2 separate regions of the Mus musculus genome follow, and region 1 is linked to region 2. The links are chromatin loops, found by intact Hi-C in ENCODE. Cell type or tissue: left cerebral cortex. All regions are shown on one strand. Links, peaks and the distances in the headings refer to the core of each region. The heading gives the core; the rest is flanking DNA.

What was found. Hi-C counts contacts between places; a loop is a spot of excess contacts. Peaks named below come from ENCODE experiments on the same cell type or tissue, not always from the same donor. Only the 100,000 strongest peaks of a DNase experiment are listed, where the experiment ranks them.
Region 1: it touches region 2 in a loop (2.0-fold over the local background); 2 of 42 quality-filtered maps call a loop at or near these places.

What each region holds. Positions count from the first base shown.
Region 1 is chr15:36,364,774-36,381,289 of GRCm38, forward strand. Gm34150 (a long non-coding RNA gene) reads left to right here and starts at 9,579. Exons shown (of 4, transcript XR_383935.4): 1 at 9,579-9,895; 2 at 10,428-10,692; 3 at 11,278-11,453; 4 at 11,898-12,357. Gm33936 (a long non-coding RNA gene) reads right to left here and starts at 3,754. Exons shown (of 8, transcript XR_383927.2): 1 at 2,196-3,754. In left cerebral cortex, for the core only: no CTCF peak of the experiment used is centred there; DNase peaks (open chromatin) are centred at 8,862, 9,635, 10,569 and 11,967; H3K4me3 peaks cover 1,207 bases; H3K27ac peaks cover 2,363 bases.
Region 2 is chr15:36,173,504-36,190,019 of GRCm38, forward strand. It overlaps Polr2k (polymerase (RNA) II (DNA directed) polypeptide K), which reads left to right and starts at 507. Exons shown (of 4, transcript NM_023127.3): 1 at 507-578; 2 at 1,484-1,553; 3 at 1,881-1,973; 4 at 3,251-3,509. The coding sequence starts at 1,493. The coding sequence ends at 3,273. Spag1 (sperm associated antigen 1) reads left to right here and starts at 3,251. Exons shown (of 20, transcript NM_001359982.1): 1 at 3,251-3,698; 2 at 4,948-5,100; 3 at 8,193-8,340; 4 at 10,154-10,313; 5 at 13,104-13,229. The coding sequence starts at 5,067. In left cerebral cortex, for the core only: a CTCF peak has its summit at 6,181 (motif pointing right); DNase peaks (open chromatin) are centred at 6,165 and 7,701; H3K4me3 peaks cover 1,053 bases; H3K27ac peaks cover 803 bases.

The DNA.
Region 1 (16,516 bases), core at 4,347-12,346, 190 kb after region 2:
ATATGGGTGACAAAAATTTCTGTCTCAGAGAGGGAGGTCCTGACAATAATTTAGGGGTGGCATTGGTGACTTGGTTCCCCCAGAACTCTCATAGAGTGTGTGTATCTTGGGGCTAAGTGCAACTGGTCATTGGAATGGTATGTTCAGCCATCATTACCACCAAGCTAGTGTACACCCTTCAGATATGAGCTCTGGCTTTCTGTCTGAGTCACATCTCTCTGATCACTCTGATGTGAGAGGGCACACCAGGTGAGAAAGTGAGAAATTAGCAAACCCAGGTGTCTGCTGAGACAGAAGGAAGGGCACAGCATGTATTCAGAGGCACTAATGGGAGAGAAAGTTGGCACTGAAGGGTTGGACACAGCACCTGATGGTTGGGTGGTGATGCACCTGCTCCACACTGCCTTCTGGCTGCAACTTCTAGGGATGGGTTTACAAATGTATGCCTGGTTCCCATTGCTTGGCTAATTCTGTCCTGCCAAGGGATCTAGCTTCAGCTCTGATTCCTGGACACCTTTGACCCTTGTCTGACACTGGATTATTTGTGTTTGTTTGTTTGTTTGGCTTGGTTTTTCCAGACAGGGTTTCTCTGGGTTGTTCTGGAAATTGCTATGTACAACAGGCTGACCTCAAACTCGGAGATGTGCCTGCTTCAGCCTCCCAAGTGCTGGGATTAAAGGCATGGCCACCACCTCCAGGCTTAACATTGGGTGATTTAACTTTCCTTCCTCACACTGGCTCTCCAACCCCGCACAGCACAGTGACACTGTTAACACTGATGTGAGAATTCTGCTTTGGAGGAAACTGGATATGTTCTTTCATTACAGCTGTGAATTCCCCCACACTAAAGTTTCCAAACCCTCACTGTTACCCTGGGTGAAAAAACTAATGTCTTGGCTCCTCAAAAGTAAACGGAGAACTCAGAAAAATGATAAAGACACCTGGTCAAAGTGCCCAAGGTACATCACTGATGCTAGTTGTGTGGAAGATGTGTTGGCTATGAACCATGACATGTTGAATGAGGTGACACAGGTACTGAGGTATGCGACACAGCAGCATAGCCAAGTATGTGACTAGGACAGTGAGGGGACGGTGTTTCTAGCCACGTTTGTATTAATGAAACTCATAGATTAAGGACATCCTTTTAAGTATAAGACAACAAAGCAAAAAGCATATGCTTGCTGCAAAGCGCAAATCTGCCCACACCTTATTTGTCACAGGTTATTTGATCACACTGTGCGTCTTGAGATTCTTATTTAGCTGTGGTGTGGCTCAGCCTTAGCACACACCTTTAATACAAGAGCTCTCTGATTGAATGTTGTAAACTGGATTAATGAAGTCAACCATAGGTCAAGAAGCAGAGCAAGCAACCAGTTGACAGGGAGTGGACACAGGATTATTAGGAAAACCATAGAGAGTAAGAGGGAGCCAGGAAGACAGATAGAGAGACTCACAGGAAGTAGAAAGGAAGGATATTGAGTTTGAAGGAGGTTTTTTGAGAGAGGGGCATTTCTCCTGGGGCATCTGCTGAAGAAGAAGGTCAGCTAGGTGCTTTCTGTACCTCTCTGAGCTAGCAGGCTTTCATTCTAGCTTCTGACTCCTGAGTCTTCATTGGTAAAATTGAACAATTAAGATTTTGTTAAAACAAACAAACCAACACTCAATTTATGGGAACCAGTGATCTCACTGCCTCATGAGACTGAACAACATCTGTATCAGGAAAGCTATGGTTGGGAGATGGAGGACATCTTGGCTACACTGAACCAACCACCTGGGAAATTCTGCCCTGGCATCTGATATGTGACAGCCCCTCTGTTTGTCTTTCTTTCTCTCCCAGAAATCAAGCCACATCCCTCAGGTGACAGAGTCCATGTACTGTGATGGGGCCTTGTAACCTCTCCCACACCCCCCTCCTGGCCACAGCAGGATAAGTTTACGGTTCCTCCTATTGCCCACCACCATGGTTCCAAGCTAGGTCACATGGTATGAAGCTTGCTACCATCCCTGCAAACCTATCAAAGTTAGAAAGCCCCTTTGTTCTCCAGAACTAAAGGATCTGTCTCCATTCAGGACCCAGAGATGCTATTTCAAGCACAATGTCCAAACTCTCCTAACATACTGGCATTTTAAGGAAAGACTTTCTTGCCCTTCAAGACGCCATGGTAACTGCCCGTGGTCACAGTGTGGTGTCTCACCTAATGTTCTGCCACTTCAAATTCCAATCATGAAGGCCTGTCATCCAGAGTCTTTCTCCCAGTGAAGCTCACATGAAGGGTTGTTTTCTGTCAGTTCCTTCCAATGAAACTGCTATTCTTTCTAACTGTACCTTAGCCTAGGCTGGTGTTCAGCCAAGCAGAGATATGAGTACTTGGCAGAGGGACCTGGCTACTGTGACATGTTGATGGTATTGTGATGGCCATAATGGCCTCTCTCCCTCTCCAGCTCCCCAGGCTCAGCACGTTCTTCCTGGAGCATAGTTTGAAGGTAGATATATATTTCAATAACTCTGTGTAAGGTTTCACAGGCAGTAGATTTTGCCACAGGTGACATCATCTTGGTGTCTCTGTTAGCTACTTTTCTTCCTGCTATGACACAATATCCACAAGATGCCATTGCAGAAGGAAGGATTTGTTCTGCATCAAGGTACAGGATGACACATTTTATCATAATGGTGATGGCCTGGAGCAAGAGGCTTGTTAGTCAACCACCAGGAAGCAGAGAGTGAAAGAGAAATGGGAGCAGATTATGTAACCTCAAGGCCTGTCCCCTAGTGACCCACTTCCTCCAGCAAACCTCCATTTCCTAAAGGTTTCACAACCTTCCCAAACAGTGAAACCAGCTGGGCCCAGAGTTTCCCACCTATGAACCTACAGTGGACTTTCCACACTCAGACCACAGTAGTGCCCAAGAAGTTCTGGTTTGGGGATATTTTGTATTTCTGCTTTGTTTGTAATACAGGTCTTTCATTGGTTATCTGGGCAGTTGTTTTTTGACACCGTACTTTACTCTGTAGCCCACGCTAGCCTGGAACTTACTGTGTAGCCAATGGTGATTCTTCTGTCTTAGCTGCGTTACAGACAGGTTACCACAAAGATCTGTCTTAGGAAACTGCATGAGCCACCTTTGTTCAATGAGGTGGTCCTTTGTGATCAAACTCCCAAGTCCTGATATATTCCTTCCAATGATAGTCGGTGCTCTCAGCCAGAATGACATTTCCTACATTGCAACACCTTTGGGCCAACTCTCATTCCTTCGTTGACTTACTCAGTTAGGGTTACCTCCAACCAATTTGCATATCCTGGCTCACAAGGCATTTTCTTCTGACAAATGATCATGGTGTCAGCAAGCATATTTACAATTTTCAAAGAATTTACAGGAAAGTAGAAGCTATAAAAACCATAATAAACCATGACGTTAGATTCTTCTAAAGATGGCTGTCATCATGTGCCTCCAAACACAGCTACAGTTGGCTGTAGGATATCATCAAGCTGCAGTGCTCCCATGGCAACCAGCATACACTCAAAGCTTATAAACGTATACTAAGAGTGGAAAATGTTCTGTATAGCAGTGGGAAGAGCCAGGTCTATCCCAGTTACACAACAGATCAGCTGTGTGATCTGTGCAGCTATTTATAACTGGAGCATGTTTTCCAGTTCTGTCATTGTTTCTCAAAGTGTGTGCCTCAGATCACTGACATCAAATCCTATAGCTTTGGCTTCTTCTTCTTCTTCTTCTTCTTCTTCTTCTTCTTCTTCTTCTTCTTCTTCTTCTTCTTCTTCTTCTTCTTCTTCTTCTTCTTCTTCTTTTAGAACATGATTTCAATATTTTCAACTGTTAATATTCAATGAACAGAATAATTATTTTAAGATATATTTTGTTGTTATGTCTCCCTTTTCATTTCTGATTTTATTAATTTGGATACTGTCTCTGTGCCCTCTGGTTAGTCTGGATAAGGGTTTATCTATGTTGTTGATTTTCTCAAAGAACCACCTCCTGGTTTTATTGATTCTTTGTATATAGATCTTTTTGTTTCTATTTGGTTGATTTCAGCCCTGAGTTTGATTATTTCCTGCTGTCTACTCCTCTTGGGTGTATTTGCTTCTTTTTGTTCTAGAGCTTTCAGATGTGCTGTCAAGCTGCTAATGTGAGCTCTCTCCAGTTTCTTTTTGGAGGCACTTAGAACTATGAGTTTTCCTCTTACCACTGCTTTCATTGTGTCCCATAAGTTTTGGTATGATGTGTCTTCAATTTCATTAAATTCTAAAAAGCCTTTAATTTTTTTCTTTATTTTTTCCTTGACCAAATTATCATTGAGTAGAGTGTTGTTCAGCTTCCATGTGTATGTGTGCTTTCTGTTGTTTTTGTTGGGATTTAAGACCAGCCTTAACATGGTATTATTTCAATCTTCTTGTATCTGTTGAGGCTTGTTTTGTGATGAATTATATGGTCAATTTTGGAGAAGGAACCATGAGAAGAATATATATATATTTATTTAGGATGAAATGTTCAATAAATATCTGTTAGATCCATTTGGTTCATAAATTCTGTTAGTTTCACTGTGTCTCTCTTTAGTTTCTGTTTCCATGATCCATTCATTGCTGAGAGTGGGGTGTTGAAGTCTCCCACTATTATTATATGGAGTGTGATGTATGCTTTGAGCTTTAGTACAGTTCCTTTTATGAATATGCATGCCTTTGCATTTGGAGCATAGGTGTTCAGAATCGAGAGCTCATCTTGGTAGATTTTTCCTTTGACCAGTATGAAGTGTCCTTCCTTATATTTTTGGATAACTTTTGGTTGAAAGTTAATTTTATTCAATATTGGAATGGCTACTCCAGTTTGTTTCTTGGGATCATTTGCTTGAAAAATTGTTTTCTAGCCTTTTACTCTGAGGTAGTGTCTGTCTTTGTCACTGAGGTGCATTTCCTGTATGCAGAAAAATGCTGGGTCCTGTTGACGTAACCAGTCTGTCAGTCTACGTCTTTTTATTAGGGAATTGAGTCCATTGATGTTAAGAGATATTAAGGAAAAGTGATTGTTACTTCCTGTTATTTTTGTTTTTAGAGATGGAATTATGTTGTGTGGCTATCTTCTTTGGGGTTTGTTGAAAGATTACTTTCTTGCTTTTTTTTCTAGGGTGTAGTTTCCCTCCTTGTGTTGGTGTTTTCCATCTATTATTCTTTGTAAGACTGGATTTATGGAAAAATATTGTATAAATTTGGTTTTGTTGTGGAATATTTTGTTTTCTCCATCTATGGTAATTGAGAGTTTTGCTGGGTATAGTAGCCTGGTTTGGCATTTGTGTTCTCTTAGTGTCTGTATGACATCTGCCCAGGATCTTCTAGCTTTCATAGTCTCTGTTGAGAAGTCTGGTGTAATTCTGATAGGTCTGCCTTTATATGTTACTTGACCTTTTTCCCTTACTACTTTTAATAATTTTGTTTTGTTTTGTGAATTTGGTGTTTTGATTATTATGTGGTGGGTGGAATTTCTTTTCTGGTTCAGTCTGTTTGGAGTTCTGTAGGCTTCTTGTATGTTCATGGGCATATCTCTCTTTAGGTTAGGGAAGTTTTCTTCTACAATTTTGTTGAATTGTAAAGATATTTACTGGCCCTTTAAGTTGGGAATATCCACTCTCTTCTATACCTCTTATCCTTAGGTTTGGTCTTCTCATTGTGTCCTGGATTTCCTGGATGTTTTGGGTTAGGAGCTTTTTGCTTTTTGCATTTTCTTTGACTGTTGTGTCAATGTTTTCTATGGTATCTTCTTCCCCTGATATTCTCTCTTCTATCTCTTGTATTCTGTTGGTGATGCTTGCATACCAGCCTCAGGGCTACATGAGATTCTGTCTCTGAAAAACAAAACCAGTGAAACTTATATGATCAAAATGCATTGTATTAAATTCCCAAATAATTAATAAAATGTATTCTGACTTTAACACAAATGACATATATGTGTCGGGGGGGGGGGCGCAAAAAAAATCCCTAAATAGCTGCATACTTCAGAGGTCTGCAGACTAGGGGCTATTAAGGTTTACTTTCTTGCTTTATGTCTATGTACGAAGTGTTTGAAGTGCCTGCCACTGCCTTAGTTAAGAAATGGTTAACACCTGCTGTATCTGATCTGGTTTTGTTGTTGTTGTTTGTCTTTTGTTGTTGTTTTTCCTTCTTTTTTCTTAGACCTCAGACATTTCCTTGAGCGAGTACCAGGAGATCAAAAGGTCTACCCCAAATTGATTCCGTTAGCATAATTTGAGTTAGCTAAGAGGATCTGCAGATCTGACACATGAAGGACTCCAAAGAATATGAGCTTCCAGCTTCCTTGATCAAGCTTGTTTTCTCAGCCAGTTAAATAATTAAAAGGCAGGAAAGATCTCAAGCGTGACAAGTAGCAGCAGGGAAAATCTCAGATACAGGGAATCATCCAGTGTAGAGGTGAAGAAAGGTTTCTTCTATTCAGGTGAAGAAATACACACACACACAGACACACACACAGACACACACACACTCACACACACACTCGCACACACACACACACACACACACACACACACACACAGATGTGCGCGCGCACACAGACGCACACACCAAGAACAAGATCCTTTGCAAAGCCAGACAGTCTGAAATCTGATTTCTCTTCAAGAGCTGGTGGGTCTTAAGGTCTGACTAACTTAGGGTTGGTCAGTTTGAACAAAGACAGGGAGGCTGATAGGGCCACAAATTTGAGATAAACATGTCCTGAACTAGCTTTGAACTTGTTGGACAGGTCCACTGCTGAAGGAGGGGATTTCCCACTGACTGAGAAACCTTCCAAGCCAGCAAGGCCTTTGTTTCCAGCTGCCAGGCCTTTGCATCAAGTCAGGAGGTGGAGGAAGAAGGTTTGGCATCTTTATTACTGAGCTGTGGCCCCTCCTCCTAGCAGGGAGTCTCTCTAACTTTCAGTTCCTCACAGATACATGAGAAAACATTGCAGGATGCAGGCCCAGGTTCCCAATCTGAGGACCCCTCTTACCTGTAATCTGTCTGCTATCTCCCCAGAAGCCCCACATTTCTATCTAACGAGCTCCAACTGCCCACACTCCTTCTGTATCTTATGTAACAGGGCATCAAACCCTAGTAAGACTCCAGACCTTAGCACAACTGACTCAGCATGTAGACAGCAGTACCTGTCAAAACTAAAACACAGGCCTAATGCATTGAAGTCCATAGTTCTGGGAAAGTCTCTAAATAGCCTATCCTTGCTTTTGACTTCTGTAGTTCTACTTCTGGTTAACTGTTCTTGTTCATTGAAGTATGTCAACCCAGATATTGGTTTTGTGCCTAAAAGCTTACCCTGAGAAAGGTTCAGTGCTACACTGGGATCCTGAACACCTGGTGTAATCGATGGCTGGCTAATAAAGATTTCCTATTGGCTTAAACCCATGTCTGAGCAATCTTCGGTGGTGGATACCCCACAGCATCTCATACATGCTATTTACCACCCACCCCATTTCTGCATGTTAATTAAGTTGTATGTAACCCTCTCTTATTTCTCTGCCTAAGTCAGTTCATTTCCTGGATTAACACAATCAAACCTTCAGAGGAAATATGAAATGTCTCTGCCTCCAGTGTGGCAGCAACTGTATTGGGCTTATAATAAGCATATAAAGGCCTTAGGACACACTCTGCTGATAACCAACCTTGGAACTGGTTTCACTTTGTGAGTTATTAGCTGCTTAAAGAAAATGTTCATATCACAAGTTGGAACAGGATCCATTCCATATACAACCTCCAAACCCAGACACTATTGCATATGCCAGAAAGATTTTGCTGACAGGACCCTGACATAGCTCTCTCTTGTGAGGCTATGCCAGTACCTGGCAAATACAGAGGTGGATGCTCACAGTCATCTATTGGATGGAACACAGGTTCCCTAATGAAGGAGCTAGAGAAACTACCCAAGGAGCTAAAGGGGTCAGCAACCCTATAGGAGGAACAACAGTATGAACTAACCAGTAACCCCCTCCCCCCCAAGAGCTCGTGTCTCTAGCTGCATATGTAGCAGAGGATGGCCTAGTCGGCCATCAATGGGAGGAGAGGCCCTTGATATTGCTAAGATCACATGCCCCAGTACAGGGGAATGCCAGGGCCAGGAAGCAGAAGTGGGTGGGTTGGGGAGCAGGGCTGGGGGAGGGTATAGGGGGCTTTGGGGATAGCATTTGAAATGTAAATGAAGAAAATATCTAATTAAAAAAAAGAAAAAAAAGAAAATGTTCATTGTCCAGGCATGGTGGTGCACACCTTTAATACCAGCTCTCTGGAGGTAGAGGTGGGTGGATCTCTATGAGTTAATGCTTGAGTTGAAGATCAGTCTATTCTACTATATAGCACAGTGGTTCTCAGCTTGTGGGGTGTAATCTCCTCCAGGCGGGGTCAAATGACCCTTTTATAAAGGTTGCCTATGACTGTTGGAAAACACAGATGTTTGCATTACAATTCACAATAGTAGTAAAATTATAGTTATGAAGTAGCAATGAAATAATTTTGTGGCTGTGGGTCACAACAACATGAAGAACTGTATTTAAAGGGTTACATCATTAGGAAGGTTGAGAACACTGCTATAGTGAGTTCCAGGACAGCCAGCACTACATAGTGGGACCCTGTCAGAAAAGAAGAGAAGGAGGGGGGAAAGGAAGTGGGGGGGAGGAAGGGAGGGATGGAGGGAGGGAGGGAAAATATGCTACTTTACTAACAGCAGGTTTTGTTGGATTATGAAGTGTCAGTGAGTAGGGAAATCAAATTCAGGATCTTATGAAAGCCCTGAGTCATTTTCTCCCAGATGCGAATTTGCTACATCTTGGCTCACATAAATGAAGGCTCCCTTCCTCAAGGTCTCCAGGAAACAGAGGGCAGACAGGAGGAGCAGGGACTGGTGCCAGACAAAGTGCGCTCTGGCGCAATTGGAGAGCATAGATAGGCTAGGGGCTACTGCAGAAGGCTCTCTCCTTCCCCTTCACTCCAGGAAACCCTCTGCTGGTCAGGGGCTGCTCTCTTTTCAGTGATGGAGCCAGCAGTCTTCACAGTCCTGTCAGCACAGACATTCTGGGGATATTTGCAGGATCAAAAACAAAAACAAAATTAAAAGAAAAAAAAAAAAACCTTGAGAGGTTTTGTCTTCAACTACACTTTGTCACAGTCTTGCTTTGTTCCTCCCATCTGGCCTTGGGGGAAGTAGGTTAGCCCATCTAGGCAAGTTTAACAGCAGGTTCTGGGGATAAAGCCCCACAGTCACTATGGGCTAGTCCCAGGATGCTAAGGAGAGGCCTGGTCCCTGCCCCAGCATGCCTCAATCCCCAGAGCTTCTTCAGAGAGGGACCATGCACCGCTCTCTTTAATGTAGGCAGAGGCAGTGTGAAAGCACAGGCACAGGAGCCCGAGGCCTTGGCACCCCGGTGTTCTACCTGGCTGGAGGAAGGAAGGAGAAGCCCACCAAACTTAAAAGGGCTCTGGGGATTAAGGAAGACTCACTGCTAAACCTCCCTGGAGGCAGGAAGGGCTGCTTCTGGGTTACTCCCTGACCAAGGTCCTAGGAGAAAGTGCCTGTGAGGCTGGCTGTGTTCTGCCCCGCCTCCCAGTCTTCTCTCCCACACCCTCTCTTTCTCTCTTCCCACCACCTACAAGGGCAGCTTGGAGCCGCCCAGCCACACAGCGCACGCAACAGAATCTCCAGAAGTTGACATGGTTGGAATGCGTCTGGGGTCTCAGTAGCACTGTAGCTGAACCACACACGCTGTATTCTAAATTGAAGTAATTCGAACGCTCATGGAGACCCTGAAGAGCACAGGGGGTGACAGTGACCTGATAGTTCAGAACCTCCTGGAGGACAGGAAGAGAAGTTGGCTCCTGTGGCTATTTGGGTTGGTAAAGTTGACCTCGGCGGGCGGCGTATCTTGCTCTAGGAAAGGATTCTGGATTCTCCGGATGGAGTACTATCAAATTGCTACCAAATTGCTCTTACTGGCTTTCTGTATCCACCGCCTAGGCAGGCAGTAACTGTGTTCCTGTGAGTGTTCCTTCTCCCCTCCAGGGGCTGAGCCCAGGGTTGGGGCTCCTGGAAAAGAGCATTCATGAGACACAAAAGCATAGAATGTAATCTCGAATTCACGGGGTGGCTTTCCCTTCCCTCTCGCCATGCCCAGCTGCTTTTCTGAGTCCTGGCAGCCTTTTCTCTGCAGCAGCCTCCCTGGAGCCACTCCCCTTCCCCGGTGAGGCTGCTTTGCATTCCACAGGCACTCTAGACCGAAGGGCTGTTTGTCTAAATGGCGTAAGTTGCTATTTCTTTACTGCACTTCTGATAAGAAACTGCCTTGAACGTGGAGGACTTCCGGTCTTCAGTCTTGCTCATTTCCCAGATATTGCTCTTTTCTTTCTTTCCTTTTTTAAAAACAGCTCTAGAACTCTCGATCGCAGCCATGCCTGAGTGGGCGCGCAGCAGAGTTTAGGCGGTTTGGGGTGCTAATTAATTCAGGTGCAGAAGAGCAGCCCAGTCAGGCGAAGCTGGCACCTGGCCCATGTGTGAGTGGTGACTCACCTGCTGGAAGACAATCTGGGGACCGTATAGCTTGAATAGCAACAAATACTTGGCTTGATTCATGCGTGGATGTTTACGGATTATCTAGAAGGAAAGCTGGAGCCGGGATGATTCCTAAATAGGGTAAGACAGGTTGACAAAGTCATAAAAGCTACCCAGTAGGAATAAAGTCCGCCCACTCATCAGCTCTGTTGCTAAGATTCTGTGTTGATTCCTGACTCAGAGGATGGAGCAGCGTGCAGCCAATTGTTCTGGAAGAACTCTGACTTTGTGGGACTCAGAGTGCCTTCCTAGGTGGTCTCTGGAGGGGTCAAATAACTTCAAGCAGGGTGCTGCTGGTTCCCATTTGGGGACTACCTCTGAAGCCAAGGCTGAACTCCCCCTCTCCTGACTCCTCCTCCTCTTCTCTCCCTCCCATTCCCCCTCCTCCCCCATACTGTCTTGCCCCTCCCCTCTTCCTTCTCCTGCCTCCCTCTCTTCTCTCCTTTCCTCCCAACTCTCTTTTCCTGTCTTCCCCTCCTCTCACCACCTTTTCTTCCTCATTGATCCCTCTCCTCTCTCTCCCTCCTTCCTCTCCTTTCTCCCTCCCCTCTCCTCTTTTCCCTCTGCATCTTCAGACCTTCAAAGATGCTAATCTTCAGATTAAGAGGATACCAAAGATGTTTTGGTATCAGATAATCTGATTTTTTTTTCAAATATTCATTATAGATGTCCTACCAAATTGGCTTCCAGGCTGTTACAATGGCTCAATGCAAAGATTTGGCACTAAGCCTAACTAACAACCCGAGTCTCATCCTTGGAACTGTTTAAAAAAGATTTTGTTTTGGAGTGGAGTGGTTGCTCATGCCACACCTTTGATCCCAGCACCCAGAAGGCAGAGGCAGGTGAGTTTGAGGCCAGGTTGGTCTACATAGTGAGTTCCAAGACAGCAAGGGCTCTGTTGAGAGACCATGTCTCAATGAACAAACAAGAAAATATGAAAAAAAATCTATTTGCTCAAATGTGTTCTAAATGTAACTCAGTTAACAGTGGTAGAAGGCCATGTTAAAAATAGGCAGAATCTGTCATCCCTTTTACCGTGAACCAGGTTTCAGCATAACTGAAAGCCAGGTGGATTGAGGCATGTTCTTCTATAGATCAACATTCAGAGTCGGGTGAATTTTAGTGGAAACTTCAGAATCAGAAAATAATCGTGTTGCAGGAAATAATCGTGTTACAGTTTTTATTGGGAGGGGACTAGTGGTTATCAACAGGTAATAGTTTGCAGTGGTGAGATCAGCCAGTCAGCTTCAGACATTTTAACAGTGTTAACAATGCACCCCCCACAGAGATGGTTAAAACCCACACAAGGAAACAGACCCATGAGTGGAGTATGCCAAGAAACAGTTGAGCCGGAACCACAGCCAAGCCAAATAATCTCTGATCTCGAAAGAAGATGAGGATACGGGAGGCACAGTTAAAGGCCTTGCAGGAAAGGCAGGTGAAAGCTGGGTTTGGGCAACCAAGAGAAACTGTGCTGCTTCCCCAGGTCACTGCTGAGGAGACGCAGAGAGGTCAGCTCCAGGGTAGAACAGACTCAGAGACCTCGGAGGATACCTAAGAGCCAAACACAGTGAATGAACTGGGCAGATCCTAATTTGAACAGATAGCAGAAAAGTTAATTTTGATAACTGAGAAAATTTATCAAATGTCAATGATTTTTTTTTGTAATTTCAATGAATGAGATAATGGAATTATTGTTACATAAAAGTATTTGCTTTGGAGATTTAGCTGAAATTCATGATGATACAATTCTGGAATATCTTTAATATGCATTCAAGCAAAAGCATAAAACAAACGTAAGGAAAAGAAACTAGTCGATTGGTGTTAATGCTAGGCACTGGCTCAAGGTTTTCTGTTTGTTTCCTATTCTTGAGTCAGATTGGACATTTTTATAATAAAAAAAATCAAAATAAAAATGTAACACCTGAATCTTTTCTTATTCATTGTAGTGTCTATCCATACTTTGAACTCCTATTACCTCCTCCAACCTCAGAATGTCACTATGTTCAGGGACAGAACCTTTTAAGAGGTCATTGTGGCATAACAAGTCACATGGTTGGGCCATAACACAATAGAATTGGTGAAGAAGAGATCAGGATCTGTGGAGTTAGTGTTTTGTCATTGTGACAAGATGGAGTCATCTTGGAAGACTGTGCCTCAGTTAGGGAATGGCTTTCATCAGATTGACCTGTAGATGAGTCTACCTAGCATCTTATTGATTGGTGCTTGATGTGGGAGGGGCTAGTCCACCGTGGGTGGTGTCATTCCTAGACAGGTAGTCCTGGAGCATATAGAAACCAAACTGAGCAAACCATGGAGAGCAAGCCAGTAAGCAGCACTCTTCCATGGCCTCTGTGTCAGTTCCTGGCCCTGGGTTCCTGCCTTTGGTTCCTGCTCTGGCTTCCCTCAGTGGTAGAATATTAAATGGGCTTTGTTGTTGTTGTTTTTAAGACAGGATTTCTCTGTGTGGCCCTGGCTATCCTGGAAGTCATTCTGTAGACCAGGGTAGCCTTGAACTCAGAGATCTGCCTGTCTTTGCCTCCTGAGTGCTGGGAATAAAAGTATGCGCACCACCTAGCTGTGGACTATTAAGTGTAAGCTAAAATAAACCCTTTCTTCTTTGAGTTTATTTGTATCAAGGTCCTTTTCATAGCAATATAAACCCTAACTAAGACAGACTTAGACTAAACATGTGATGAAACAGAAGACAGACATCTACAGGCTAAGCAGAGAGGCTTCAGACAAAATCAACATCTCGGGCTGTCTTAGGGTTTCTGTGGCTGTGAAGAGACACCAAGACCACAGCAACTCCTATAAAGGAAGGCATTTAATTGGAGCTTACTTACAGGTTCAGAGGTTTAGTTCATTGTCATCATGGCAGCAAGCATGGTGGCATGCTGGCAGACATGGTGCTGGAGAAGGATCCAAGCGTTCTACATCCAGATCAGAAGGCTGTAGGAAGAAAGAGAGGGATTGGCTCCAGCATTCAAAACGTCACAGCCCTTCCCCAGTGACACACTTTCTCCAACAAGGCCACACATCCTAATTGTGCCCTTCTCATGAGCCCACGGGGGCCATTTCCATTCCAACCACCACACTGGCACCTTGATCTTGGACTCCCACTCTCTAGGGCTGCAAGTCATGGTTTCTATTCAGCTGCCCAGTCTGTGGGGCTTCGTGATGATAGCACTAACAATCTATACTTGCTTTTTCAATTGTTTCTCTTTATGCCACTTATCACTCTATAATATACATATTTCCTTAGGTTAAACTTCTCCCACTAATTAGGCCTGCAGCCTGAAGCTGGGCTGCAGGGAGGTAGGCAGGGCTTCGAATGCTGGTCTTGGGGTCTGAGGCAGAGATAGGAGGAAAAGAGGACAGAGAAGAAGGAAGAGGTTGCCATAGGGTAGATGTATCGTGAGAACATGGCCATGAGGGCCTGCCTGTTGGAGTAGGAGTGGCTCATGCAGAACACGTGATATCTCGGGGTTATTGACAGGGAAGTAGACAAAGCAGCACTGAGGGCTGATACCTGCCCAGCTCTGGTGCTTTAAGGCTTGTTATAAATATAAAGGTTTGTGTCTTTTATTTCAGAACTAAATGATCTAAGGTTGAGTAGAAACCTCCAAATAATATTTACCACAAGAGGGTGGACGGCCATGCAGCTCACTTTACATCCATGTGCTCCATCCTGTGACCTGGCTGGATTTTCTGACCTTTGTCTGGAGGCTGGGCCTCGGTTTGCCCTATAGAGAGGCCACTCTATGTTCTGATTCTCTTCCAGCCAAAGTGAACCTGGCACCCTCACTGAATGCCAGGAAATTTGTGGGAGACTCCAAATTACTTTAGTGTCTAAAGAAATGGGGTACGGGGCTGGAGAGATGGCTCAGTGATTGAAAGCACATATGGCTTCTGTAGAGGACACATGTTTGGTTTGACAGTATCCACAACTGGAAACTTACAACTGTGTGACTCCAGGTCCAGGGACACAATACACTTCTGATATCTGCAGGCACCTACTGTCATACACACACACAATGAAAGGAAACAACATCGTTTTTTCTTTTTAAAAAGGATATAAGTGAAACTTTGGAGAAAAGAAACTGTGACTAAGAGGAGGAAAAAAAAGAAGAAAATAAGTCCCTTGTCACTCCCTAGACTTATGGTTCCTGCTGAAAACCTTTGCTATGGAGAAAATCCCATCTTAGGAGTTCTGGCTTCCTAATGTAGAATTATGGTGACTTTTTCTTAAGATTTCTTTGTAGCTAAACCCAGGCATGTAGTTTGTTCTTCATCGCCTTAATATACTCACCAGAGATGTCTAGAAGGGGACTCACATTGACCTACTTTGAAAGTAGACAATGTAAGAATGCCAACATGCCATCCAGAATCTAGTTTCTGGTAAAGATGCAGGGGTTTTGGCAGTAGTGCTGTCCGAAAAGTCCAGTTCCTGGTGCAGGAACTGTGAAGGAACCCTGGCTTAAGTAGCAACTCTGTAACTGTATCTCGAAGCCCTGAGGGCACTGGAGACAACTCAGCTCTGTAGCATAGATGGGAATGTTATTTCTCAAAACAAAACCCCTTGCCTAATTCTCCAATCTTCCTGATAATTCTTCGGCTACCTAAAACCCCTTGCATAAACTTCTTTGCTATTTAACCAAGTAATCTTAAAACAGGTACAGCTTGGTGAACCACAAAACACATGTTTTAAGGCTTGTTACTTAGGAGAGAGAATGAAAAGGAGGTTTTGGTGTGATAAAATACACATGACATAAAATTTACTATTTTAATAGTTGAATTTAGCAACAGTAGGTACCTTCACAATGTTGTGAGACATCTCTACTACCCATTTCCAGAAGCTTGAAACTAAAACATGCTAACATGAATTCATGTCCTTGAAGACACCAGAGGCCTATTTTAATTCAATTCTAGTAGGTATTTAATACCAACTTGTGCAGTATAAGGACTCTGGCTGTTTTTGCCAGGTTGCCAGAATCTAGTTGGTGCCTGAAAAAAAAAAATTGTCTGATACTGGATAATCAAAATACTGAGATAGTATTTTTTAGATGAATAGATAATGGAATTTAATATCTAAATGTATTTTAGGAAAACAATCTCTTTTAGATACTAATTAACCTCAGATGATGCTAGGAAAGATGTTGGAATTGAGGCTTATTAGAGATGATGCAGTCTCTCCCGGACAACACAGTTAATGTCACCTCTGAGCTATGGTTCCAGGCTCTTGCCACTATCAGACTCCACAGGTCAGAGGTTGCTTTGCCAATAGTCTCTAATCTGCGTGCAGCAGCATTGGAAAAGAAAACCTTACCTGATGATTCCTCACCTCTAAACCCAAGAAGTCTCTAGACTGACCTCAAGATTCTTGGTGTCTCCTAAGGTTCTCGGGGGGCCTTATGTCTTCATCTCCTTGACCTTCAGACACTTTTATAATTAACTGGTCATCTGGTTCTAGAACTTTATTTGTTATGCCCCGGCTCCGCGGGAAACCCAGGGGGGGGGGCTCAAGAACTGCGAGTCCGAGTCCGATGCAATCATGCATAAGAGTCTTTTTACTTTTGAGTCAGACTCGGATCAAAAACCTTCCCACAGTGCAGGACAGGAGTGTAACCCCGAGCTTGGATGGCTTGGCACTTATATACAGCATAGTCAGAGATCTTTGAATGCTTAGGGTGATGGGGGAGGCGGGGGAGATAAGCCATGACTCAGACGATACCATTTGGTAGGGCGGAATGGCGAGGCTGAGAGGGGGTTTCTTCCGACCTAAGGATTATCTTTATGGGGCTATCAGGGACTAGTTTTATCGCCAGCTATAACTGTCTGTGACCCCTGATTACATCTCTTCTATGATTTAAACGTGGGACCCTAATCTCCTTTTCCCAAGGAC
Region 2 (16,516 bases), core at 3,117-11,116:
GAGGCGGCGAAGACAGAGGATTGTACGGGTTTAAGAGCAGTCTCAGCCTGGGCTTCCCCTTTCCCTCTCTTTCCACTCCCCAACATAAAAAAGAGAGGTGACAGGAAACTAGGAGAGAACTGGAAATTGAAAACAAACAAACAAGCAAACAAAAAACCCACACGGGCATTGAACAATTTGAAAACCGCCATGTGCGAAGTGTCAAATCGTGAAGTATTGGTAGGGTAGCCTGCTGGTGTTCGCCTAAGCATCGGGTCGGTTAAGACTCCAGCATTGCCTGTCTTGGGTTCCTCCTGTATCTGCCATTACACAAGCACAAACCTTCGAATGCCGAGCTGTGGAGATGTTTTGCTACCCCAGAGAGAAGGGCAAATAAAAACAAAACAAAACCCCACAGGAAGCAGGTAGGAGAAAAACGCTGTAACCTGCCTCAGAAACAGAAGCGCCAGTCCCCCCGCACTGCGAGGGAGAGGGGGCGGGGCTTCGTTTCGTCATAAATCGGCGCCGGAAGTTGGCGAGGCAGCGCCGGAAAAAGCTTTTGCGTGCTCAGAGAAGGGACGCTTCTTCCAGCTGTGGAGGTAGGGAGTCTCCGGCTGATGATTTTGGAAGTAAATTTGTGGCAAAACCAGGAGAGACACTTGGCTTTAAAATCTTTGTGGGCAGCCGGGAGAGGTAGCACACTCCTGCCATTTGAGCGCTTGGAAGCAGAGGTAGGAGAATTCCGCCTTCAACCAGCGCCTTGACTTTGAGCCTGGCTTAGGTTACAAAGTGAAGACTCTCAAAGTCTTTTCAAAGAACCAAGCGCGTAAATAAAGATCCCCGGTGGAGTTAGTCTCGAGACAAGCTTTGATGGAGCTATTGCTCCTAGGTCAGATCTGAATTCCTTTGAGGAGTGAGATTGGGCAAACAAACCTCTCCTTAGCCTATTAGTGTATTACTCTTGTGTAAAGAGTAATACACTCTAGGATCGTGAAGACTGTAATAAACATTCCCCCTGGTGTTTATTATTATTGAAATTGTGGGTTTTGTTTTGTTTTGTTTTGTTTTGTTTTGTTTTGTTTCGAGACAGGGTTTCTTTGTGTAGCCCTGGCTGTCCTGGAACTCGATTTGTAGACCAGGCTGGCCTGGAACTCAGAAATCCGTCTGCCTCTGCCTCCCAAGTGCTGGGATTAAAGGCGTGTGCCACCACCGCCCGGCGAAAATGTGTTTTATTCTTAAGACCCAGCCCACACCACAGTTTGGGGGAACTATAGGTATAGATAAAGAATTGCGACTTTTCCTTTTTTTTTTTTTTTTTTTTTTTTTGTTTCCCCATCTGTAATACTGGGTATTTATCCTTGGGCCTCTGCATGCTAGGCAAACATTCTATTGCGTTTTTCTCTAAGGCCGGAAAATAAGAACCTTGTATTGCGTCTGAGAAAAAAAAAAAAGAGGCATGTTTTGTGCGAAGACCCTGATACTCAGTCTTTGTCTCTGATTTCAGGCACTAACAATGGACGCTCAGAAAGATGTTCAACCACCAAAGCAGCAGCCAATGATATATATTTGTGGAGGTAAAATTGACATTCATTTAAATAATGCTTTACTTAAAAAAACAACCACCACCCAAAAATCCTCTCTTACATGAGTAAAATTATAACGTGGAGCACTTTAGCGATTGTTAATGTAAAATCCCCCTCCCTTATTAAGATCTCTTCCTTTTATCTGGAAAAGGTGTACTGCCTACAGCCCTTCTTTCTCCTTGGTCTGTTTTGGCAATAATCGGGCACTTGGATGCTTTGGTGCCTTTTGGTTTGCTCCAGTTGAAATCTGTAGTTATCATTTGCTTCCCCCATAGTGTTTCTCTTTCAAGCATTGAATAAATGTGCTTTCTTTCCCAGAGTGTCACACCGAAAATGAGATAAAGTCCAGGGATCCCATCAGATGCAGAGAATGTGGATACAGAATAATGTACAAGAAAAGGACTAAAAGATGTATCCTTTCAAGCACATGTTCTAAATGTGCAGAGGAAGTGACTAATACTTGGACTGATAAAGACTAAGACCCGATAAAAGTAGTAATAACTTTTGGATTATCTATTTTTTAAGTAGAGTGCATGTGGACTTATTAAGAATGAGAGCTGAGAGAGTGGAGACTCCACAGGAGGTACACCCAGATTAATTATTTTAATAGGATTTATTTTTCCCAAAACTTGGGCGGCGGGGCCCGGTGAATTCAAGGCCAGCTTGGTCTATGTTTAGTATTCCAGACCAGCTAGAGCTACTTAGTGAGACCCAGTCTCAAAGAACCAAATGGGGGCTAGAGAAACGGATCAGCAGATAACAGCATTGCCTGGTTTATCCAAGGGCCCATTTCTAGAACCATGATTGCTCACAGTCACAGGTGGTTGGATAGACAGACCCCTGACCCTAGGGACCCAAATGGTACAATATATGCATGCAGGCAAAAGCACTCATGCATAAAATAAACCTAAGTAAAGAAATTTAAACCCTAATAAGTACATTTTCAATTTATTCATTTATTTAGGGTATCACTGACCATCCTAAAACTCTGGCCTCAAACTCAGAGATCTGCCTACCTCTTCCTACCCCCAACCTCCAAATACCAGGATTAAAGGCATGTACTGCCAATGTGTTTCTTCCCTTTTTTTTTTTTTTTTTTTTTTTTTTTTGTAAACATGATTAGCATTTTCATGTACCATTCATTATGGGCTCTCAGTAAGTCTTTTTTACTTCTCAGGAAATCTTTGTTTTTACTAGTAGTCATTGTTTGTTGTTGGTTATGAACAATCTAAAGTATAGAAGAAGTTAATAACTTAATGAAAAATAGTGAGGCCTACAAACTGTTTCATGTTAACCAACACAAACTCTTAAAAGTCAGCCTGCTCTACAAAGTGAGTTCCAGGACAGCCAGGGCTATACAGAGAAACCCTGTCTTGAAAAACCAAAAGGAAAAAAAAAGTCATCAATTGCTTCAGTGAGTTTTTTAAAAATATTTTTGCTTATTTATTCTTTATATTATTATATGTTACATTAGTAATTTATGTTATTTATCTTGTATCCAAAAAAGTGAGCTACTGAAAATGGAAGTAGTGCACTTTATTTTTTTAGATAATCTCTGGTGGTCATAGTGAACTTCATTCTTTTGTTCATTTTCTATCCAATTGCAAGCGTGGTGCAGGGGGTGACTTGGAAGCCTTAGTCTTATACAATTTTAAGTACTGTTTAAAATCCTTAACTCAATTCAACAGTGGTGGTTTTTGATGCTCGATGAAATGTGGGAGTTCAGAAGTATCTTCATTCATACATTTGCCTCATTGATGTTTCTCTTTAATGTATAGCATTTGGCTTAGTTTACTTAATGAAAACAACTGTATGCCTATGATTTCATTTAGAAATACAATTGTATTTTAATACTTTGTATAAAGGAAATTTTGGTTCAATATATGGCTTAATTTATTGCTTTTGTAATCCGTCACACAGTGAAGATTAAAAGTGTTTCCTCAAACCATTTCTATTCAATGTCTTGTTAGAAAGCCATCAAGCCAGATGACTTGCTTCAGGCCCTGGGATCCACGTAGTGGAAGAGGAATGGACTCCTGAAATGGGTCTGTCCTCTGACCTAGACTTGGGCATGTGCATGTAGAACACCCACAGAGAAGAAGAACTAAAATAGAACATTGAAAAAGGTCTGAAGAAGTAAGTCCCTTGGAAACGACTGCACTTTGTCAACAACTCTAAACTATCCAGAGTACTTGCTAGCTGTAGAACTGTAAAAAGTCAGGCCAGGCAGTGGTGACGCACGCCTTTAATCCCAGCACTTGGGAGGCAGAGGCAGGCGGATTTCTGAGTTCCAGGCCAGCCTGGTCTACAAAGTGAGTTCCAGGACAGTCAGGGCTATACAGAGAAACCCTATCTCGAAAAACCAAAAAAACAAAAACAAAAAAAAAAACCCCAAAACAACAACAAAAAAGAACTGTAAATAGTCAAAAGTAATGGATAAAAATCAGAAGCGAATAGACTAAGACAGCTGGTCAGAGGACTGGCTCAGCAGTTGAGAGCACTTGCTGTACTTTCAAAGGTCCCTGGTTCTGTTTGAATATCCATGTTGGGTCTGTCCTAACAGACTGGAACTCCAGTTCCAGGGCATCTGACACTGCCTTCTGGGTGTGTGCATACAGTCCACACAGACTTTGGTAGAATAAGTTTCCTCACTTACGTAGGTGCACACATCCCTCAGACCACATAGTTCTGGGCATTGGGTGTAGTGAAACCTGTCTGAAATCCCACTGCTTGGGAGGTAGAGGCCGGAGGATATAGAAGGGGTTCAAGGTTGTCTCTGGCTACGTAGCTACGTAGAGGCTAAGAGTGACTACTAGAACAGCCAGCGCTCCTCCAAGGTGCTCCCCTCTGTTGCTTTACTCTGTGTCTTACTAAGTTTTCTGGACTCTGCAAATCCTCCTTCCTCCTGGGTAATTAGGAGTGCAGGCCTACACTACCAGGCACAGCTTGAAATACTTTGCTGTTGAAGAGCTCTGTAAGAATAAACTTTGTTGGCTCTTGTGAGTTAGCCGTGTAACTCTTACTAAGCCTTTTTTTTTTTTTTTTTTTTTTTTGGTTTTTCGAGACAGGGTTTCTCTGTGTAGCCCTGGCTGTCCTGGAACTCACTTTGTAGACCAGGCTGGCCTCAAACTCAGAAATCCGCCTGCCTCTGCCTCCCGAGTGCTGGGATTACAGGCTTAAGCCTTTCTTTACATATCTCTTTGTTGGTCTCTTTATGACTACAGATATTTTTTTTGCTTGCCCACAGTCTTCAGATTATTTTGACCTTTTTCAATTCAGCACAGATTGTATAGCCAGAAGAAAACATGAAGTGTGGAAAGAAAATTACAAGCCCATGCATGGCATGACAGCCTTTCTCCAGATTGTTACAGTTTTTCCTCTGCAGGAAATCAGTGCTTCGGAAGTTCAGGTGTTTGCTTGAGACTCGCTTTGCTGTCTGGATGCTGTTCACATAAGTGAGACAGCTTAAGGATTATCCGAAAGATTGAGTCTTCATCTATAAATATGCAGTTTAGCATTCTCCAACATGAAACCCTAAGTAAGTATATAAATGTAATGGGTTGAGCATTGGAATTGATACCAGCCACAGTGGCCCCTTCCTGCAGACTTTTCTAAAAAGGAGAATTTATTGGATTCCTGTTATGAACTGGGCACCAAATCTGAAATGTATTTAAAATGGAAGTTTCTCCACAAAACGACCTCTACTGTTTTATTCATCTGAATTGCTTCTGTCAATCATGTTTGTATCTCCAGCACTCTAAGGGGTACCTTGCTCTTCACCATCCTCTCAGGAAATGTGGCTGTAGGAAAAGAGGAAAATGTGCCTTTCATTTATTCTTGTTCAAAGGATGGTAGATAAGTAAACCTAGTGTGCAACAGAGTCTGACGTTTCAATTAAGTATTTCAGTTACGTAGGACTAGACACCACTTCCCTTAGGAGTACAGCGGTCTATTAACAGCGTTTTAAGTGGTGTATGTGGTACACACCTTTAATCCGAGTACTCGGGAGGGAGAGGCAGGCGTATCTACAGAGGGAGTTCCAGGATAGTCAAGGCTACACGCAGAAATCCTGTCACGAAAAATCAAAACAAAGCAAAAAGAAACACCTTCTAACTTACTGTAAAACAGACTAAATCCCAAGGGGGCGGGGGTCTGCCCTCTGTGAGGGCAGAAATTGGCTGCGGCCTGTGAAGCCAATCAGCGGGCAGCAGGGGTAGCCAATTGCGGGTCAGAGGGCTTAGTCTCCGCCCAGCCGCATTGGGCACCGGCTCGGGTCTCGGGTCGGCATCCTCCGCTGGCTACAGAGACCCAGGTGAGCACCCTCGGGGCGTGGAGAAGCGGCCGCACACGCACACTGTCGACGAACGTCCTTTCTAGTCTGGGAAGGCGATTGGATCTTTCCACCGCTGTGGTTCACACGGGGGTGGAGTTGCCGCACTGTGGTTTCCTGGGGACAGCCATCTGCTTCAGCCCCCAGCCCAAGCCGGAGGAAGGACTCCCTGCGCCAAAGCTTGCAGGTTGGCCCAAGAGCTAGTTCCCAGGCTCGTCCTAGACACTTTACCTGGGTCTGGCGGTGCCTGGAAACCGTTGCCATGGCTGGGGCGTGCCACTTCCGTTTCTGGCTGCAGAGGGCGCCGGCTGCCTGAGTAGGAGAAGCTGAGTTTTCACGTTACTGGGGTTACCAGGAAACGCTATGGTAGTTTGCACAGGAGATATTACTACTACACTGATTAGGAAATACAGGAAATGAATGTGAGCAGGGTGATGGCAAATAAATCAGACCCAGCCATGATCAAGCTTTTAGACAGAAAGACTGAAAAGAAATACGGAAAAATTCTCCCGAGAACAATCTAAATGCCCAGAAAGCTAACATTTCTAATTGCCACAGGTTTAAGGATTTTACACAGGGAAATAAAAAGAAAGAAAGAAACATACTTCAGAAGAACTTAGAAAAGCTTGTGAGTCTTGATGAATGTGCTTTTATTGCGTAGTGTGAACGTAAGTTTGTAATATGTGCTTTTTGTGTGTTTGTTTTTAATTGTCAGATTGACACAAACTGGGGTCATCTGGCAAAAGGGAATTAAAACTGAGGAATTGCCTCTATCAGATTGGAAAGTCTGTGGGGTATTTCTGATTAATGATTGATGGTGGAGGGTCCAGCCTGCCGTGGGTGGTCCTGGGAGTTATAAGAAAGATGGCTGCCTTGGGAAGTGAGCCAGTGAGCAGCACCCCTCTATGGCCTCCGATTCAGCTCCTGCCTCCATGTTCTTGCCCTGAGTTCCAGCCCCACTCCATTCAGTGATGAATTGTAATCTGTGAGATGAGATAAGCCTGCTCCTTCCCAAGTTGCTTTTGGTCATGGTGTTTGTCCCAGCAACAGAAGGAAAACTGGGTTTGGTTTGGTTTTTCTGCCAAATCTATGTTAGTGTGGAGATTTCATGACAGAATACAAAAGTTTTATAAATCTGAAAGCTTTTTAAAAATAGGGTTTTTGTTTTGTTTTGTTTTGTTTTGTTTGTTTATTGAGATGGATCTCACCATGTAACCTTGACTGGCCAAAACTTGATATGAAGACCAAGCTGGGGGGCTGGTGAGATGGCTCAGTGGGTAAAAGTACCCGACTGCTCTTCCAAAGGTCCAGTGTTCAAGTCCCAGCAACCACAAGGTGGCTCACAACCATCCATAACAAGACCTGACGCCCTCTTCTGGTGTGTCTGAAGACAGCTACAGTGTACTTACATATAATAAATGAATAAATCTTTTAAAAAAAAAAAAAAAGAAGACCAAGCTGGTCTAGAACTCAGAAAGATCCGCCTGCTCCCAAACTCTGGAGCTAAAGGCATCTGGCTCCACTTTGTGTCTTTGTTTAATTCTTTAGATTTTTTAAGTTTGGGGAAGGAATTAAGAGTGTTTTAAACAGACTACTATTTTATTATATAAAGATTGTGCCTGCATGTGTGTCTGCATCACACATCCTGTGTCCACAGAAGCCAGAGACAGCCCCAGATGACCTGGAGGAGAAATGACAGGACTGCTGTGGACACTGGCAGTCCACCCCGGGCTCTGCTCTCGGCCACTGAGCCATCTCCTCAGTCCCACACTTAGCAACCGACTGTTACGTGCCAACCTGTTGAGATACACAACTTCATTTCAGGAGGCTTTGTCGCTTGTGCCCACATCTGTGTGGGAGGGCTTAACTTTCTAGCACCCAGTGACAGCTTCACTTCATGTCAGAAGCATGCAGTTCTACTTCATCAAGAAGCCCTCAAACCTGATTTTTATATAACCTGTAGTTTTTGCACCCGAATGTTTTATCGTTCTGTCAGGCCTTGTTTAAGGTGAAGTCTTAGATAATACATGTATGATGAATATTTTGACTTGGTTAATATTGAGAGGAAAGTTCAAAACAGACAACCTTCCTCTTTGAGGAAAAAAAAAATCACTCTGCTTATTTCCCTCTAAGATCACTCAGGACTACCTAGATTGAGCTAAATTATATATACATACATATATACATATACATGTGTGTATATATATTATTACATACATATGATAATGTTATATGATATATATAATTGAGCTAAATTATGTATATTAGATTCACATCTGTTTTTTTACATTATGTTTCAGCCATGACTGCTAAGGCTAAGGACTGTCCATCATTGTGGGGCTTTGGAACAACAAAAACATTTAAAATTCCCATCGAACATTTGGATTTCAAGTATATTGAAAACTGTTCAGATGTGAAACACCTGGAAAAAATTCTTTATGTGCTGAGGTAAGCATTTAAAAAATGATTTCATGCTTTTTATGCCATTGCCTTCAGGGAGACAAATCAACAATGGAAGTGTTGGGGAATTTTCAAATATTGAAGTCAGTACATAGGTCCCTGATTGGTTTGATTCTGTGGTTTTGGACCACATGAGACATGGCTGGTTAGGATCCAAGTGGGTAGTCAGCTGGCCTCCATTGGCTGTCCAAGAAAAGGTAAAGCCATGGAAACATGCTACTGGGGGAGGCGCACTTTTTGGTTCTCTGACAGCTAAGGGTGACTCTCTGCTGCCTGATCCCAGGGAAGATGGTGGAGAGCCTGAAACAGGAAGTTATCCGAGCCTGGTGATGTCAAATCTTGTATGGGTGTCCAGATGTAGTTGTTTTGAGTGCCTCATTCTCAGCCGTTCCACTTCAGGAAGCCTGAGAAGGGAAGCGAGCTTTTAACAATGCAGCTGATTGTCATGAGTTTCAAGAGTCTCTGCCCCATGGAGTACCAACCTGGGATGTCAGTGGGTTTCCTGAGAGATTGGATTTGAAGAAGAGCGTTCGGCTGCAGAAGCACTTGTGGCTCCTGAGCCAACAGCCTTCCCAGGATGCAGTCATGATTCTTGGCTCTTCACTGGTCCTTGCTTTTATTTTCTCTGACCTTCTTCCCTTTAAAAGACTTATGTATGTATGTATGTATGAATGTATGTATGTATGTATGTATGTATCTTGGCACATGTATGCCAGTGCCCAAGGAGGCCTGTGGAGTTCAGAACTTCATCTAGCTTTCTAGGGAAGGGATTCTGTTTCTTGAGTGGTTTACTTTAAGAGTGTTTTGTCTAAGCTGTTTCTCAGCCATTTTCTCCTCATACATTAAAAACCAACAAACAGTCCTGGAGAGATGGCTCAGTGGTTAAGAGCACTGACTACTCTTCCGGAAGTCCTGAGTTCAATTCCCAGCAACCACATGGTGGCTCACAACCATCTGTAATGGGGATCCGATGCTCTCTTCTGGTGTGTCTGAAGACAGCTACAGTGTACTCACATATATACAAATAATTAAATCTAAAAACAAGCAACAGTGACAAGGGCTGGGGATGTTTTACAATGTCTGCCTCGTATTCATGAGACACTGGGTTTGAGTCACATCAGTGGAATTTGGTGGCAAGCATTCGCCGTCCAGCACAAGGAATGTGAGCCCAGAAGGATTAGAAGTTCATGGTCATCCTAAGCCACAGGATGTAGAAATCAGCCTGGGCTGTATGAGACCTTGACTCAAAATGAGACTTTTTTTTTTAACAGAAACTCTTTGACATGGAAGCCTGCATTATCTGTCAGCCTGTCTCTAATACTGAATTTCCAGTATACATTTTGAAATTGCTCTGTGCATAAAATGAACATATATATGTTAGGAAAGAGAATATTACTTATTGAAATTAAATATGTATTATTTTATGCATATGGGTATTGAGCCTGTATGTACGTCTATGTGCATCCAGTAGCCACAGAGGCCAGAAGGTGTTGGTTGGAGGGAGTCAGATAGCCTGGAACTAACTGCACTGACAGAAGTGAGCTGCCACGTGGGAATGAAGTCAGGTCCTTTGGAAGAGCAGCCAAGCTGGCTCCCTGGCCCATAATTCAACCTTTAATGTGTGTAACTCACCTTGGTTTCTTTGGAGTCCTCAGCCCTGTGTATGCTGTAGATTTGCTGATGGGAATGGCCAGTGATGGCCGAGCCAGCCTCCCAGCTCCCGCCTTGCACAGCCCTTGAGATCAAGGATGGTAGAGCCTCGAAGTAAGATGCCAACTCTAAAATTAAACTGCTTTTTAAGGTCTGGTGAAGAAGGCTACTATCCTGAACTCACGGAATTTTGCGAGAAGTGCCTCACCAACTTGGCTCCTAAAAGTCGAGCTCTGAGGAAGGACAAGCCTGCAGAGACAGCATCCAGCTTTTCAGCGGAAGAGTGGGAAAAAATCGACAGTGATCTAAAGGTAGAGCAAGCATCCATCTCTGGCAAGCACGCTAACACTGTGCGTCCACTTCACTCACCTGAAATTCTGCCTTTCCAGCTTGTCACTGACCGGCTTTTCGGGGTGATTACTTCCAAAGGAATGGTGGCGTCATAATTCTAGTAATGTACTGTGAATTTGTGTGTGTGAATGCTTTCTGTATCATGTTCAACCATAACCAAATCACCATCTGTTTCTTTCTATAAAGATACTTGGAGCCGGGTGTGGTGCTGCCACCTGTAATCTTGGCACTGGGGAGGCAGAGGCAGGAGATGAGAAAGGGGTCAACCCTGGTCACACAGTGAATTGGAGGTCATTTTTCCCTACACAAGACTCAGTCACAAAAAAACAAAACCAGAAATACTTGATATTTGGCTGTGCTTATTTGTTTGTTTGTTTTGGACTTTCTTGATCCCCCCTAAATAAATTAGGAGAATTCAAGTCATTTGAGCAAAGAATTTAAAAATATTTCTGTCTAGATGGCAGTATTTTTATGGTAAATCTGGAGATCAGGTAGTGAAACCTTAGCTGCTTTCTTAGGGTCAGTGTTGCTGAGATGCACCCCCAGGGGGAGGCAACAGAAACTCGGGGGGAAATGGTGTACTCTGCTTATGCTTCCACATCACTGTTCATCACAGAAGGAAGTCAGGGCAGGAACTCAGACAGGAACGTGAGGCAGGAGCTGCTGCAGAGGCCATGGTGGGGTGCTGCTTACTGGCTTGCTCCCCAAGGCTTGTTCAGCCTACTTTCTTATAGAACCCAGGACCACCAGCCCAGATACAGCACCACCCACCATCACTGGGCCCCACCAGTCACTGATTAAGGAAAGGCCTTAGAGCCGGATGGATCTTATGGAGGCTTCTTGTCAATTGTGGTTTGCTCCTCTCAGATGACTCGAGCTTGTGTCGAGTTGACATAAAACTAGCCAGCATATTTGTTCTTTTTGTGAGTTGTTTTGCTTCGTTTAGGTGTATATAATAATGTAGTTTGTATACAATAATATGCTTATGTTTGGATTGAGACTGTATTGAATTCTTGTATATTTTAATTATTGGCAGTATATTATAGCCCAGGTAGACCTCAGATGGCCAGTTCTCTTATCTATATGTTTCAAGTACTGGGATTATCGGCTGCCACATTTGATTTCTTAATCGGTTTCAGAAGAATTAACAAGAACTAACATCTTTTTGTTTCCAGGTACAGTGGCACAAACCCATAATCCCAGCACTTAGGAGGCCGAGGCAGGAGAATCTAGATTAGCCTTTGCTGCATAGCAAGTCCTTGTCGCAAGCACGTGCACATGTGTGTGCCTGTGCACATGTGTGTGCCTGTGCACACAGTCAGGTGTAGTGGGAATGGTCTAAACTACTCTGGCTCCTGTCAGGTCGCACATTAGTACCTGCCTAGCAGCAATCTGTGTTTGCGAATGAAAGATACACACACATATACACACAGACACACACAAACAGGCAGTTCTAATCTTCCCCGCAGCTAGCACACATTTCCCTCCTGTAATCCTGGCTTAATGCCCTCTAGTTCTTTATTTTATCTCTTTCGCCCTGGCTCCTTCTGGGCGGCTCCCTAGTTTTTGTTGCCCATGACGATTTTCCTTCAGTAGCTCTAAATCTGATTCATCTTCTTTAGAATCATGGTGATTCCTTTCTTCCAGTTCCTCGCCTGCACAATCTAAAAGTCACGCTTCTCTCTCCGCCCAGCCATTGGCCATTGGTTCCTTTTTTTTGTTTTTTGTTTTTGTTTTGTTTTGTTTTTTGGTTTTTTGAGAAAGGGTTTCTCTGTGTAGCCCTGGCTGTCCTGGAACTCACTCTGTAGACCAGGCTGGCCTTGAACTCAGAAATCCTCCTGCCTCTGCCTCCCAAGTGTTGGGATTAAAGGCATGCGCCACCACTGCCTGGCCCCATTGGTTCTTTATTGATCAACCAAAAACCAGTTGGGGACAAGGACCTTCAGTGTTTGGACATGCAGATTCCCGATTAATTCAGAGCATTAGAACCACTCACTGGGGTGTGTTGGATTACTTCAGTAATCCCAGCCCTTGGGAAGTGGGTAAAATAGGCAGCAACATGAAAATTCTTTAAAATTCTTATTCTATTTACCTGTCTGTCTTGTCTGTCTGTCTGTCTATCCATGCATCACTCTGTGTGTGTGTGTGTGTGTGTGTGTGTGTGTGTGTGTGTGTGTATGTGTGTGTATGTGTGTGTTACCACACGTGTGGAGACCAGAGGACAACTTTAGGAGCCAATTATCGTCTTTGATTCATGTCTTGGGAATTGAACTTATGTCATCAATCTTGGTGGCCAGCACCCTTATCCGCTGAGCTCTCTCACTATCCATATATTCTTTTTGTATTTTCACTACATCCAGAGACAGACAGAGATACAGAGGGGTCGGGGTGGGGAGGAGGGAGAGAATGTACATGTATGGGGTGGAGGTCAGAGAAGAACTTGTGAGAGTCCGTTTTCTCCTGCAATTATGTGTCCTACGTTGAACTTGGCATCCTTAACAGCTGAGCCATCTCATGCCCACTCCCAAATATTCCTAATGACACTTAACTAGACACTAAAAATGTTAATAAAGTAAATTTTGTGTTATGGGTATTTATAACCATTAAGGAAAATGGAGCCCCCCCACCCCCCACCCCGCCCCGAGAGAACGACATGGAACTCGACTCTGAAGGCTGCTGCACAGTCTTTCTAATGCGTGGTCAGTGACTGCCATCTCTACAGCTGTCACCTTCTGCTCCATCCTTCTTAGAGTTGGGTGTCAGAAATCAAAAGAGAGGAAAATACATGTCACTTCCATGACCCTGAAAACCATCCCGGAGTGGAAGATCCTCTGCCTCCTGTCCGCGGCTCCACCTGCTGCCCTCACAGTGGCAAGGTAGGCCTTTCCGGAACGGGGGAGCGGGGCTGACAGGCATGGGAGGTGGCTCACAGGGATACCAGGGAGATGTAAAGGCAAGTAGCTTCACCCTCCTTAGGCTCCTCTTCTCTTCTCCTTTCTCATCACCACCCCCCCCCCCCCACACACACACACACTTTGTTATAGCGCTAGAATTTGAACCTGGGAGCTCACACTAGACAAGAGCTGCACCCCTGAGCTATGGCTCTAGACCTCTTTAACTTTTTATTTTGAGACAGTGCTTCCGTCAGAGGTCTAGGCTGGCCTTGAACTTGTGACCCTCCTTCCTTAGCTTCCCAAATAGCTGGGATTACAAGGCTGTGCTATCAGGCCCAGCTGTCCTCTTGTATAAGCTGTATCTGATAGCCTTTTCTGAAGGTGTGCATTTTAGGGTCAGCATTTTTCCTCTTTTATTTTTTGCCATTCTGTCTCTTCTACTCTGATCATTTTTTAAGAGCATAGAGGATATTCTCCTTCAGGGAAGAACCCTGTCTTTCTGGGGAGGTGCAGAGGCTGTGTTGCTGTAGAAGCCAGCTGACTGCCCACTTTGAGTGGTGTTGCAAGCACTTAGAGACCCCTCCACTCCCTGGGGCACATGCTTCTCTGGTTTTCATTCTTTGTACTTGGTCCCTATTTAGTCTTGCAACTCTCCTTTTTACCTCATGAGTTTCATGAAGACGGGGTCTGTTGGAGCTCCAAGTCCATCCAGTTCACTTAAAGTCAAATCTAGGCCTTTGAGTGCCTGCTCACCCTGTTGTTTGACAGAATGACTACCCGTCTTTCCATCTTCCTGTTCTTGTTATTCTTATATTTTTGTTGTTATTGACTTGTGTTTATTTATTACTATTTTTAAATAGGGTTTTACTATGTAGCCCTGGTCAGCCTGGTCTGAAATTCACAGGAATCTGACTGCCTCTGCCTTCCAAGTCCTGGGATTAAAGGTGTGCATCACCATCATGCCTGGCTATTTAGCTTTTTAATATATATTATTTAATAATTAATATAATATTTAATAAAATATATTGAAATATAAATATATTTAACATATGCACGCACAGTATATATGTATGTATATATACATATATATGTACACATGTGTGTGTGTGTGTGTATGCCATACTACTGTGTGCACGTCAGATTTAGTGCTGTGGGTTCTCTCCATCTGCCCTGTGGATTTGGGAGATAGAGCTGAGGTCTTTAGGCTTGGCAGCAAGCATGTCTACCCACTGAGCCATCTAACTGCCCCTCAGTTTTTCTAGAATCTTTGGTTTTATTTCTAAAACATTTCCATCAGTCTGCTCTCTCATAATTTACCTTCCTGCACCTCTGTGCTCCTCATTAGGGGCTCACAGGTAGTGGGAAACGCTGCCATCTGTAATCAGTGAATTTGTAGTCACTAATGGAGCACTGTGTGTTAAGTTTGTGCGTCTGTGCCCTAAACCATATGATATGGAATTCTTGACCTGGTCTTTATTTTTTAAATATTTATTACTCATGTATGTGTGTTTTGCCTGCATACCACATGCATAACTGGAATTACAAACAGTTGTGAGCTGCTGTGTGAGTGCTGGGACTTGAACCTGGGTCCTCTGGAAAAGCAGCATATGTGCTTAGCCACAGAGCCATCTCTCTAGCCCCTTGACATGACTTTTAAATGGCTTGTGATCCATTGGTACAGACAGATGGGCAGCACAGTGATTCTCAGATTGCATCCCAGGAAATCCTACAAGTTAATGTTTGTTTTCCTGTGAAATAAAGTCATGTTATATTGCCCAGGCTGGCCTGGAATTCTTGCTCTAAATGATTACCTTGCCTCGGCCTCCTGAGCAGGTGGACAGTGGGTATACACCACTGCATCCAGCAGTGCGGTTTGAACACAGTGTCAATACCTCACCTTTCCCTCTGTCTTGACCTCGGCACCAAGAGTAAAGCTGCTGTGCCTGACCTTGAGTCAAGGCTGGGGCGTCAAACCATGTGCACACGAGTACACACACACACACACACACACACACACACACACACACATACACACATGTGCACACGCGCGTAATATATTTTCATCCTCTAAATGGAATGCATATTTCACACAGGGATATTGAAGAACTATATAAGAATTTAAGTAACCCCAGTTTCTTTCTTTACTAAGTCTCTTCATATTTATTTATTTTATATGTGTTTTGCCTACATGTATGTATGTGCACCATGTGTATGTATGGTGACCAAGGAGGTCAGAAAAGGATGTAAGGTCCTCCAGAGCTGGAGTTACTTGTGAGCCTGCATGCAGGCGCTGGAACTGATCCTTGGTCCTCAGCCAGAGCAGCCAGCGCTCTTTCCTGCTGAGCCACTGCTCCAGCTCCGCTACCCCAGTGTCTCCTCAGCTCCTTTAACCACTAAGCTGTGCCATTTGTATTCGTTTTCTAACAAACTGCTTGGCTTTAAACAAGAGGAATGTTTTTTATAGTTCCAGAGGCAAGATGCTGACAACCAGGGCATTGGCAGGGCCATGGTCCTTTGAAACCTGTAGGAAAAGATCTCTCTTTGCTTTTTTGGTTCCTAGTATTGTCCTCAACTATGACAGCTGAGCTCTAGTCTCTACCTTCATCTTCAGTCTCCCTCCTCTTGGTACATTCCTCAGGTAGTAAGATGTGTTCTGGGAAATTAAGTACTCCTCTGTCTAATGGCTGTCATGCTTTCCTCCTGATTTCTCTGGGTACAGAGCCTGCCCTGCTTTCCCATCGTGAATCAGCAACAGGTCTGGGACCTGATCCTGGCCACTCTGCTCTGCCAGCTCACTGGAGCCCTTTCTTTCAGTTTCTCTAAGGGTGGAGGAGGGGAGGCCCACTCTTTAGTTTTCTCTGATGAGGCCTTTGTGGTTTTAATCCCAGATTGCTGTGGCTGTGTCTCCTGCCACATGGGGAAAGCACACAGCCATCAGTAAGAGGAGGAGGTCAGCAGGCAGGGAGGGCACACAGCCATCAGTAAGAGGAGGGGGTCAGCAGGCAGGGAGGGCACACAGCCATCAGTAAGAGGGGATCAGCAGGCAGGGAGGACACACAGCCATCAGTAAGAGGGGGTCAGCAGGCAGGGAGGGCACACAGCCATCAGTAAGAGGAGGGGGTCAGCAGGCAGGGAAGGCACACAGCCATCAGTAAGAGGGGATCAGCAGGCAGGGAGGACACACAGCCATCAGTAAGAGGGGGTCAGCAGGCAGGGAGGGCACACAGCCATCAGTAAGAGGGGGTCAGCAGGCAGGGAGGACAGGGTCT